Regions from separate parts of the Homo sapiens genome. Here region 2 is linked to region 1. A link is a loop called in an ENCODE intact Hi-C map of the cell type or tissue named here. Cell type or tissue: dorsolateral prefrontal cortex. All regions are shown on one strand. Each heading gives the region's core, and the rest is flanking DNA. Links, peaks and the distances in the headings are about the cores only.

The links. Peaks named below come from ENCODE experiments on the same cell type or tissue, not always from the same donor. Only the 100,000 strongest peaks of a DNase experiment are listed, where the experiment ranks them.
Region 2: it touches region 1 in a loop (2.9-fold over the local background); 2 of 110 quality-filtered maps call a loop at or near these places.

Annotation. Positions count from the first base shown.
Region 1 is chr1:84,075,367-84,080,887 of GRCh38, reverse strand. It overlaps a transcript of PRKACB not described here. Among named protein-coding and RNA genes, the nearest start is that of PRKACB, 66 kb to the left of the region's middle. RefSeq lists silencers at 2,369-2,448, 2,749-3,138 and enhancers at 2,509-2,558, 2,714-3,239. In dorsolateral prefrontal cortex, for the core only: CTCF peaks have their summits at 2,885 and 3,085; DNase peaks (open chromatin) are centred at 2,177, 2,897 and 3,227; H3K4me3 peaks cover 3,767 bases; H3K27ac peaks cover 2,449 bases.
Region 2 is chr1:83,909,942-83,914,951 of GRCh38, reverse strand. TTLL7 (tubulin tyrosine ligase like 7) reads left to right here. Exons shown (of 21, transcript NM_024686.6): 15 at 3,589-3,787. Among named protein-coding and RNA genes, the nearest start is that of LINC01725, 51 kb to the right of the region's middle. In dorsolateral prefrontal cortex, for the core only: no CTCF peak of the experiment used is centred there; no DNase peak of the experiment used is centred there; H3K4me3 peaks cover 397 bases; H3K27ac peaks cover 2,824 bases.

The DNA.
Region 1 (5,521 bases), core at 794-4,793:
AACTGATTATTTATTGATGCTGAATGGAGTCCAGGCATCAGACTCTATTCCTTACTCTGTTATTACTAACAGTATGATCTCAACTCCAGCTTCTTCGGAGGTCAGGATCTTTGAAAGGGAATGATTGTACAGGCTGATCTCTAACATCATATATTTCTAAAAGTTTTGAAAAACAAATTTTCAAGAATAATTCTTTAAAAAATACACAGAACATTTAGGTACGTAATGATGAGTTCTTTCATTAAGTTTAAAATACAATTTCTTTGTTCACTACAGAACAGCAACATATACCTGATAACACTGCTCCAAATGAAATTACAAACATTAATCAACACGTGACATTTCAAATAATTTTCCCTATGACACATAACATGCTATTTTTTTTGGTCACTTCACAACAGCTTTTTAAACTACTATAATGACCTTCAGTTTCCATAAATAAAGTTACACAAAAAGCTGACTAACATACTTAAGAACTAGATTGTCATTAACACTTAAAACATAGAAAAGAATTTATCCATAGAAATAATTTAAATATGTTCAGATAAACATTTAAAGTTTCCATTCTGTTTTCAGTAAATATTCCAAGGTTATTTCACAGCTATGAGTTGCAAATTAATACTAAGGGAGAATTGTTTTGGTAACTTAATAAAAAATATACAGGTCACAGAAGAGTCTATTATCATTATCCAAAATATAAACATTATACAGGTCAGCACTTGCTAATGAAAACTACTAATATAATCATTCTCCAAGCACACTCTTTTGTAACACAATTAGCATGTTTTAAGTTAATAGAGCTTTAAATTAACACAAAAAATGACAACATATCAGGTAAAAATAATTCTTTATACTTTTTGCATTCTTTATACTTCCTGCACAGTTAGTTACTATATTTGTGCAATTTTAAAAAGACAACATAGGTCACGCACGGTAGCTCACGCCTGTAATCCCAGCACTTTGGGAGGCCGAGGTGGGTGGATTACCTGAGGTCAGGAGTTCGAGACCAGCCTGACCAACATGGTGAAACTCTGTCTCTACTAAAAATACAAAAATTAGCCGGGTGTGGTGGTGGGCACCTGTAATCCCAGCTACTCAGGAGGCTGAGGCAGGAGAATCCCTTGAACCTGGGAGGCAGAGGTTGCAGTGAGCCAAGATTGCACCATTGCACTCCAGCCTGGGCGACAAGAACGAAACTCCATCTCAAAAAATAATAATAAAATAACATACATTCTACCTCTACATTGGCTTCTTTAAATCTCCGTATAACATGCTGTGTGTTCTTGGCTTATATAATAGCTCATCAAACTTTTCTGAAGCTCCTGAAAATGAATACCAAAACCTTACTGATGAAACATAAACCACATAATCTGATATATTTATGTTAAACAAAATGAATGACTAAATCCTTCTAAATGAATTCTACTTTATTAATACAGAAAAAAGCTATTTTCTTCATGCAAAGTTATAAAATTAGCCTAATTCTTATGTTACAACCATGAAAACATTACAAGTAATATTTACACAAACTAAAATCACCAGGCCCACTTTAAGTGCTAACATGTCATTCACTCCTGGTGATATAACAAATACCATCTGTTATTTGGACATTCTGAATTATAAAAATATATGAACTTTACAAAGGCAAACCAACTTTTATTTCACAACCATTCTGACACATATATACACACATATATATGCATGTGTATACATGCACACACAAACACACAGACACACACACACCTTATCGCCATACAGAAATTCCATTTTCATGATTTTTTACTGTTTGATGTAAAGTGTGGAGTACCCGCACCTTCCGCTCTCAGAAGAAATTAACCGTGTTCTGGAAGCACTTCAACTCCGAATGACCTTTAAGTTTTACAGGCATTGGTAGCAGATCCTTGAATGTCTAGAGAAAAGGCAAACCTGCCTGGCTTTTTTCTCTAATGGATAAAGTTGCTGTTGGGTCTCATTATGTTTTCCATTCCTAATCTGAAGAGATGAAGGATCTCTAAGGCAGGGTTGTCCACTCAGGATTAGCCTCACTTGCGTAGAGCCAGACTAGCAGCCCCCGCCTTGTGATAAGGTTGGGTCGGACCCAAGTGATGGAGGGAGAAGAGCCAACCTTACCCACAGCACTACCTGTAGCTCCCAAAGAGTCGGCGAGGGGGGAAAGCAGGGGTGGGATGGCACTAGGGACTTCTTTCCTCGGACCATATTTGGGGAAGTGTTCCAGAACGTGTGCAAGTCCTCCTCGCTAGAGTGAGAAAGGGAATCCCAGGGAACGCTCTTCCCAGGATCCCCACATCCGGCCCTTCGCGTTCAGCTCTCAACGCGGAGCTGGGGGGTCGGAATGGAGGAGAAAGGCAGCTGGTCTCCCGGCCCCCCAGAACGACTCCCGGCGGCCGCTGCTAGGCCTGGCCCGTGCCCGCGGCCTCAGAAGCTGCGACCCGGAGGGCGCTCGGTGCCCCGCGCCGGCCCGCCCAGCGGATACCCAGACCCGGCCTTCAACTCACCGCTCTCCACCTCGCTGCCTTTCTTGGCGGTCGCCGCGTTCCCCATGTCTGGGGCGATGGCAAGAAGGGGTCAGGGAAGGGAAGGGGGGCTGGGGCCGTGCCCGCCACTCCACAGTCTGGGACAACTCCCGCGTCTGCACCCGTCAGAGCGGTGAGTGCGCCTAGCGCTGGCGCCAGGAGTCCGGGCGCGAAGACCGGGCCGGGTCTGAGGAAAGGGCTCCAGCGAACTCCTTAGCACCGGCAGCAGCAGCGGCGGCGGCGGCGGCGGCGGCGACGGCGGTGGCAGCAGCAGTGGCGGCGGCGGGCAGACACTCCCCCTTCGCGCGGTCCGCCCTCTCTGCGCGCCCCCGGGCAGCCGCGCGCCCAGGCCAGGCCCTGGCCCGACTGTATCTTCGCAGGCGGGCGCGCGCGCCGGAAGTGACGCGCAGGCCCGGGACCCCGGGGGCGGGCGGTGGACCCCCAGCTGGCAGAGCCTGGGGCGGGGGCCTGAGGTGGCGTGGACCGCTTCTTCCCCCGCGGTCGCCCGGGCTGGCGCTCGCGTGCCCATCGCTGAGATAGTGGGAGGTGGAGTGGGAACCGCTAGCTTTGCAGAACGCAGAGTCCCTCCTCACCCTGGCGGTCCCGGTGCCCTGGAGTGCAGTCGCGGAATACTGTTCAGCGGCTCGGGTGGTTTTCCTTGCGTCCCGCCACGCGGCGGCTCCTCACTAAAAGGCTGCCTTCTCCCCACAGCTCCAGGTCCGAGAGGAGCCGCACCGTCGGGTTGGAGATCGCGCGCAAGGGTGGCCTCTGGGTCTGCATCTGCCCCGCATCGGCCACAGGAAAAGCCTGGTCCCTAGGCACGGTCGTGGTTCGAGCTTTTCGTTCTCTCGCACATTGAGGTATTCGCTCAGCCCACCACGTTGTCCTCGGGGTTATTAGGCCCCAGTCACAAGCCCTATGATGTTTTCAGACTTCCCAGGTGGAGATAAAGGAAAATTTTACTATTTCTGCAGAACTTCTGTTGATGTACAGCATTGTATTTAGCAACTTCTGTGTAGATCTGAAAATAAATACATTACCAATTGTTAGTTGCGTTTTTATTAATATAAATCTTAGAGTACTTGATTTTGCTGTTAGCTTTACTTAGGTAAATTATGTGGCACTCTAGCATTTTTGTTGTTGCATGTTCCATTGAACTTTGCTCTGTGTTTTCCATTTATTCCAAATTCAAAATAGACTGTAACTTCCCAATTTATTCTATGTTCCCAAGGCACCAGGCATAGTAGGTGTTTTATGAATACCTGTTGACTTGAAATTTCTCAGACTTTTAAAAAATTTTTCATTACTGACAAAAGATGGAGCGATAAAAAGATTCTTAGTACACTTCCTATTATTGCCAATTCTATTAGTAATGTATACTGCATTACAACTTCTATACAAGCAGTAACTCATTTGCTCCTCATAAGAACCCTATGAGAGATGTGGTTTTACTGTCATCATTTTAGGAGCAAATTAAGGCACAAAGAAGTGACTTACCCAAGGTTACACAGCTATTATCTGGTGGAAGCAGGATTTGAACCCTGGCAATTGGGCTCCAAAGTCTGATCCTTTGTCTATAATGTTGACAAAAACTTGTGGATGTTGTGGTAAATTGCTTTCTCTCCATTTGAAATCCCATTGAGTTGAAGAGATAGACGCATAGTGAGTATACGTCCCAAGGAAATGTATTATATTGTTTTCTGGGTTTCAGTTAATTCAAATAAAATAAAAATAGTGAAGCAAAGATTTGGACTAGATGCTGTGAGGTTTTGTGTCAGCATGCAACAGTGTCACAACAGTGTCATCACCACGTTTGGTTCTGTGTTGTGGATGTAATATTTTGCCCCACATACATAGAAAGTTCAATGAATAGCACTGAACCACATATATACCAAATTAAAGACAACTTTTGATATTATGTATTCTAGAGGGAATCTTTCTGGTATCAGAATATTCATACTACTGTCATTGGGATGAGTTTTAAATGTATACCTTTTTAAATAAATCCTCTTTAATAATAAAAGTGGTTGTGTGCATAATTTGGCACTTTAACATAATTTTGAATTCTAGGTCTCTAATAAGAGGGCAGCCATCTACTTAGTAAATCATTAATTTACAAAGGAGACAATTGAGAGCTATTACGAAAATGGATACAATATAACTATACCTGAAAAACTAATAAGTAAAGCAAAAAATCAGCTTTACAAATTGTCTCCCCTTCTTTCTCAATTTAACTTTATTATTGGTTAAGGAAATAAGTTGTTAATGATAGAGAAAAAGTGATCAGCAATTTAAATTTCTTGCTATTTTTCTTTTTTCTGTATACCACTTTTTTCTGCTTCTTATATTAGCTTGCTTTTGCTCTGCTTTAAGGAAGATTATACTTTAAAAGTATAGTTTGGTAAATAGTTTTTAATTAGTTAACATGCACAATCATTTATTTGTAATTACAAACAAGTTGTTTTTCATTATTAGAAGAGTTTTCTATAGGAATTCATTGTTTATGTAGCATCTAGAAGACTATGTTTTATGAACTGGTTTTTTAACATTCTGGAGGGGGCAGAAATTTCAACTGTCCAGTTATTCATGAATAATTGGAGGTTTCATGGGGCAATTTCTATCCTTTGCCACGAATGACTGCTGTACCCTAGACACAAACAGAGATGGAACTGTGTAATTTTGTTTCCCTAGGAAAGCAGATGCAGTAAGAAGGGACTCATTCAGAGAAAAGATTTTGAGTCCCCTTCCATATAATATTTTTGCTAATCTGAGAACATGTAGCGCTGTGTAAAAGGGAAAATTATACCAGTGGTAGCTGCAAACCTACATAAGCCAGATAACTATGTTAGCCCCATTTTACAAATGAGTAGAACAAAGGTTCAAAGAAGTGAAGTAAGTTGGCCAAGGTCACTCAAGTGGTAAGAGGCAGAGCTCTAGATTATATGCTCTCACTCTGAAACAAACATAATCTAATCCTCATTAAGATT
Region 2 (5,010 bases), core at 613-4,612, 170 kb after region 1:
GTTCCTGAGGGTAGCAAGTAGATTTTCATCTTTGTATTCTTAGAACCTAGCCAGTGTGTGACACACAGTAGGTTCTCAAAATCCATTAGTTCAATTTGTTAAATATATGCATAAGAACCTCATTGGCTAGTAGAAGAGCAGACAGGTAAATAAAAAACCAGGGAGTAATGTGGCAAGTACTATAATAAAGGGAGTGTAAAGTGCTACAGCCCCATAGAGAAGAAAGGGATTGGTAGCATGTGGATGGCTTCAGAAAGGTAGTGCTATTAGAACTGGATCTTGAAAAATGAGTAGTGCTCTAAGCATTAAGAGAGGTGGAAGAGGCAGAGCACGGTGGCTCACGCCTCTAATCCCAGCACTTTGGGAGGCCAAGGCAGGCGGATCACGAGGTCAAGAGATTGAGACAATCCTGGCCAACATGGTGAAACCCCGTCTCTACTAAAAATACAAAAATTAGCTGGGTGTGGTGGCATGCGCCTGTAGTCCCAGCTACTCGGGAGGCTGAAGCAGGAGAATTGCTTGAACGTGGGAGGCAGAGGTTGCAATGAGCCAAGATCGCGCCACTGCACTCTGGCTTGGCGACAGAGCAAGACTCTGTCTCACAAAAAAAAAAAAAAAAAAAAAAAAAGAGAGAGAGAGGTGGAAGAACATTTAGGGTAGACGGAACATTAAAGGCAAAGATATGGAGTTATGATACTGTATAGGATGTTGTAGAAACATGAAAAGTTTGGTATGACTCAAGTGGAAGGTTCTTGGATAGTGAAATGATACAGGTGAGCCTGGTTAAGAGATAAGATACTTATCTGGTGGAGATCTTGGATATCAGAGACTGTTCTGAATTATGTGCTCTATATTGAGGCATTGTAGAATATGTCATTGATACTTCCTTTGGAAGAAATATATTTTAGAGTATCTGTAAAAGTGAATACTTGCATGAGTCATGGCATCACTTTGGGAAACACTGGGAAGTTTCTAAGCTTTGTATATTAATTATTGCTATTCAGCAAACCAGACATGAGATATCCTGGAGGCACAATGTTTCTGGCAGAATGGCAAATGCAGAAGCCTTGAGACAGCTTTATATTGTCTTATATTTTCCTGGGTTTCATTTATATAAGGCTTGTCATCCAAACAAAACTATAACCTCTTGGGAGGAAGAAGAATTCACTTTGTCTGATTTGTTCAGTCCCTTTCATTCTAGGCAAGTAGTGGAAACTAACAATGTATTTGTTGAAATGAACTAGATATTTCCTGTAGTTGTTAAAGCCAGCTATATTTCAAAGTTGTTGAAGTCTGCATAATCAGTCTGAAGTAGAAGAATCTTTATAACTTTTAATTTTATGTTGTTTACCAAGGGTTCAAAGTGAGCAAAACTTCAAAACAGCCGTTCCTTTTTAGAGGGATGGTATCACACACCCAACATTGATTTCCAGTGTCTTTACTGGTAGAAGAATAATTGGAGATAATCAAAGTTAAATAAAACTGGTACTTGTAGTAGGAGAAATAATAGCTTTCCACCAATTTGAGAATCTAAGAAACATTAGCTACATAAATAATAAATATCACATGAAGTATTAGGTTGGTGCAAAAGTAATTGCAGTAAAATATTAGCAATGTTCTTTTTATTAAGCTGGGTGATAGGCATGTGGGTGTTTATTCTTCATATATTTATACATTTTTTATATATAGCCTACTTCATAATAAAATTGGACATAAAAAATAAGTAGTATGGTTGTGCCATAACTCAATGCCAGTTTACAAATTCCATTTTGTAGTTAAGACACTATTTAGAGTTTATGTTGCTGTGACTGCTAGTTAATTATTGCTTGAACAGTGTGTTGGTCAAAAAGTCCCAAGTGCATATAAGACACAAAGGCTCAGCTGTACGTTTCCCCTTGTGATTCTTTATAGGGTCGAATAACTCATTATGTAGTCAAGCTCTTTAAGAACACTTAAAGCTGTTTGCTACATGAAGGAAGGCACTACTAGCAAGCCTGATTGTGCCACTCTTTCTTCTGGGTATGCTAAACTTCTGAGGAAACAACCTTCCTCTAGAATTCATATTCCCCAAGATTGTCAAAATGTTTGATGATTGTGTTACTGGTAAATGTTTTTATGCATATCTCTTTGAACATTGTCAGTACTTAGTAAATATTAGACCATCAGAAGGAGCACATGCTTTTAAACACAAGTTGGTACCTTAGTGAATTAAACTACTTTCCTGCTTTGGTTATTTTTCATCCTTTGCAAAGACTGTAAATTTAAGAAGATCATGCTTTTTGGCTCACTCTGTATTCCAGGCACTTCATGAAATGCTATTTCTGTCTTTATTTTTATTCTACACTGTTACACTAGAGGGTATACCTTCTTTCAGTGAAATCCCCATGCTATCCAAGGATTTCATTATAGTGTATGCTAACATCAAAACATTTTTGTTTGATTTAACAGAAAACAAGCAACTAGTATACAACTGAAGGAACCTCTCCCATCAGGAATAGGAGGCATATGGTGTGTGTAATAAATAGTCTCTTAGAATGACTGAGTTATAAAACTGTCTTGTTCTTGGTTATGCACATTCTTTCTGATGTGAAGCTGTCCCACGTCCCTTTCCTTCCATTCCTTCAGCTGGCATCATTGGAAACACATTGATTGGGAGGACTAGAAACAAGTGATTCTAATAGGGATGGTAACACGTAACAGCATGGCATTTTCAGTCTTTACAGATCTTCCATTCTCTATTAGAGAAATTTATCCTTCCTCCATGAAAATTTACCCATACTGATCTTCATATTATATTATTAATTTTTAAAATGTAGCATGGGCAATGAAAAGTTATGTCACTCTATTATGGCCAGAAGCTACGTGCCAGAGTTAGGAATACTCTGAGAAAAGACATCAGTTGTTCTTGAGCAGTTTGGAAAATGGACAGTTAACTAAAAATTTTATTTTTATAAATATCCACAGCCAGTTAGTCTTGTAAGGGATACCTAACTTCTTCCTGCACATTGTCTGAATGGATAGGCTCACAGGCAATGTTTTAGTATTCTTATTCTCTTTATCCTTTTTGTCTCTCTTTCTCCTCCCACCCCCTCACACACACAAACACAGACACACACACACCACACACATACACACACAGATGCACTTGCACGTGCACATGCATACACATTTATTGAGTAACTCTGAACGTTAATGATAAGACAAAGGTAGATCTCTGAGTCTTGATGAGTAATCTCTTATGGAATGAAAAAAGCTGATTATATTTCTTATTTTTATATTTTTATCTCAAATATTTTCCCTTTATTTTGTTATTCTTTGTTTATGGATACTCTGGCCCTTTATTCCAATCATGTAGGAACAACATATTCCTCATCATGACTATATCATTTAAGAAAGAATATTTTGCAGAAACAACAATCAATGCATAGCACTGTAGGCTAAGCAGCATGGCAGCAATAGTATTTGGGGGGATTCTCAACCTTCAGTAAAAAGCAGCAAGCATAGGGGGAAATTAAAAATAGTAACTAATCATATCAATAAACCTTTTTTAAGAATTCTAACAAAATAACACATTTCCATCTTTTTTAGCCTCTGTGTTCTATGCCTGAGAGTACTGAGATAATGAAAAGACCAAAGTACTGCAGCAGTGACAGCAGTTATGATAGTAGCAGCAGCTCTTCAGAATCTGACGAAAATGAAAAAGAAGAGTACCAAAATAAGAAAAGAGAAAAGCAAGTTACATATAATCTTAAACCCTCCAACCACTACAAATTAATTCAACAACCCAGTAAGTCAATTTCTTCTAATTTAGATGTTATATAAAGAATTATGGAACTGAAATTATTAAACTCAGTAAAAGGTCCTTGGGCCAAATGAACCCTGTTGTGTGTGAGGAGACCTGGATTCCATCCCACTTCCTTCCCTAACCAGACTCGGGCACATCCCTTAATTAAGCCCTTTCAAGATCTGCAAATAGAAAACGAAAGGGCTGGATTAAGGATCTATTCTATATTTCATCGTTTTTGTTAGGTGCCAGATTTTTGCCTGGGTTTTGTAAAATGTGCCTCATGGCTGATCTGATGATTATGTGTCTCTTAAGCCAATATATTCTCTCTCATTCAATTTCTGCCTCTCTACTTCCTTCACCCACTTTGTTTTATACTATCACTTATTATATATTTTTCAAAAAGTATGTATATCCCTAGGCATTTGACTTGAATGTATCTGTAAGTTACATAATTGTGAAATAGTTGGAGTTTTGTTCCCTCCCATTTTCATCACGGGTGAGTACTTAAGTCAGGGCTTATGATGCATAGGAACTACTTAGGAGAGCAGCCAACCAGCTGTTCCATCTCCTTCCGTTTCTGCTTCCTTTTCTCTCCTTCTGTCTGTATTTCTTTTTACATTCTCTCTCTCTTCCTTTGGCTCTTCTTTCGTTTGTTCTTCAATTCCAAATGTGCAATATTGTGTCTGTGATTTTTCTTTCATCCCCAAATGTCCAGTGTGGGATTGCTGTTTGCCTAGATTCAGTTGGAAAACCCCTTCCTGATGCTGCCTCCAGTCCAGGACTTTTCTGAACACTTGTCTCTCATATTTCTATTTGCCTCGTGCTCCACTGTCCTAGGGTTCCACTAAAGGAACCAGCTCAATAATGCAGTGAACACAATTGTGAGCCCTTTTTACCGTCAGCAATGTATTTAATATGTTAACTTCCCTGATAATGTGGATATTTTAAAACTGGCCTTAAACACTTACGGCAAAATGCATGAGGAATAAAGAACCAATAGATGAAGCTTTTAGAGGAATGGTCTTTGTTTATACATTATTCTCTAAAGAAATGTGCTACTACTTCATATCTTCCAGGGTTTATGTCTTTGGAGGGGAATTAATGTATTGTGTTCCATTTCATTTATTTATTTATTTACTTATTCATTTAAGAAATGTTTATTGAGCACCTGTTACACAGTTTGTAAGCTATTTCATCATTTGCTTCCTTTTTTCTGAAGGATT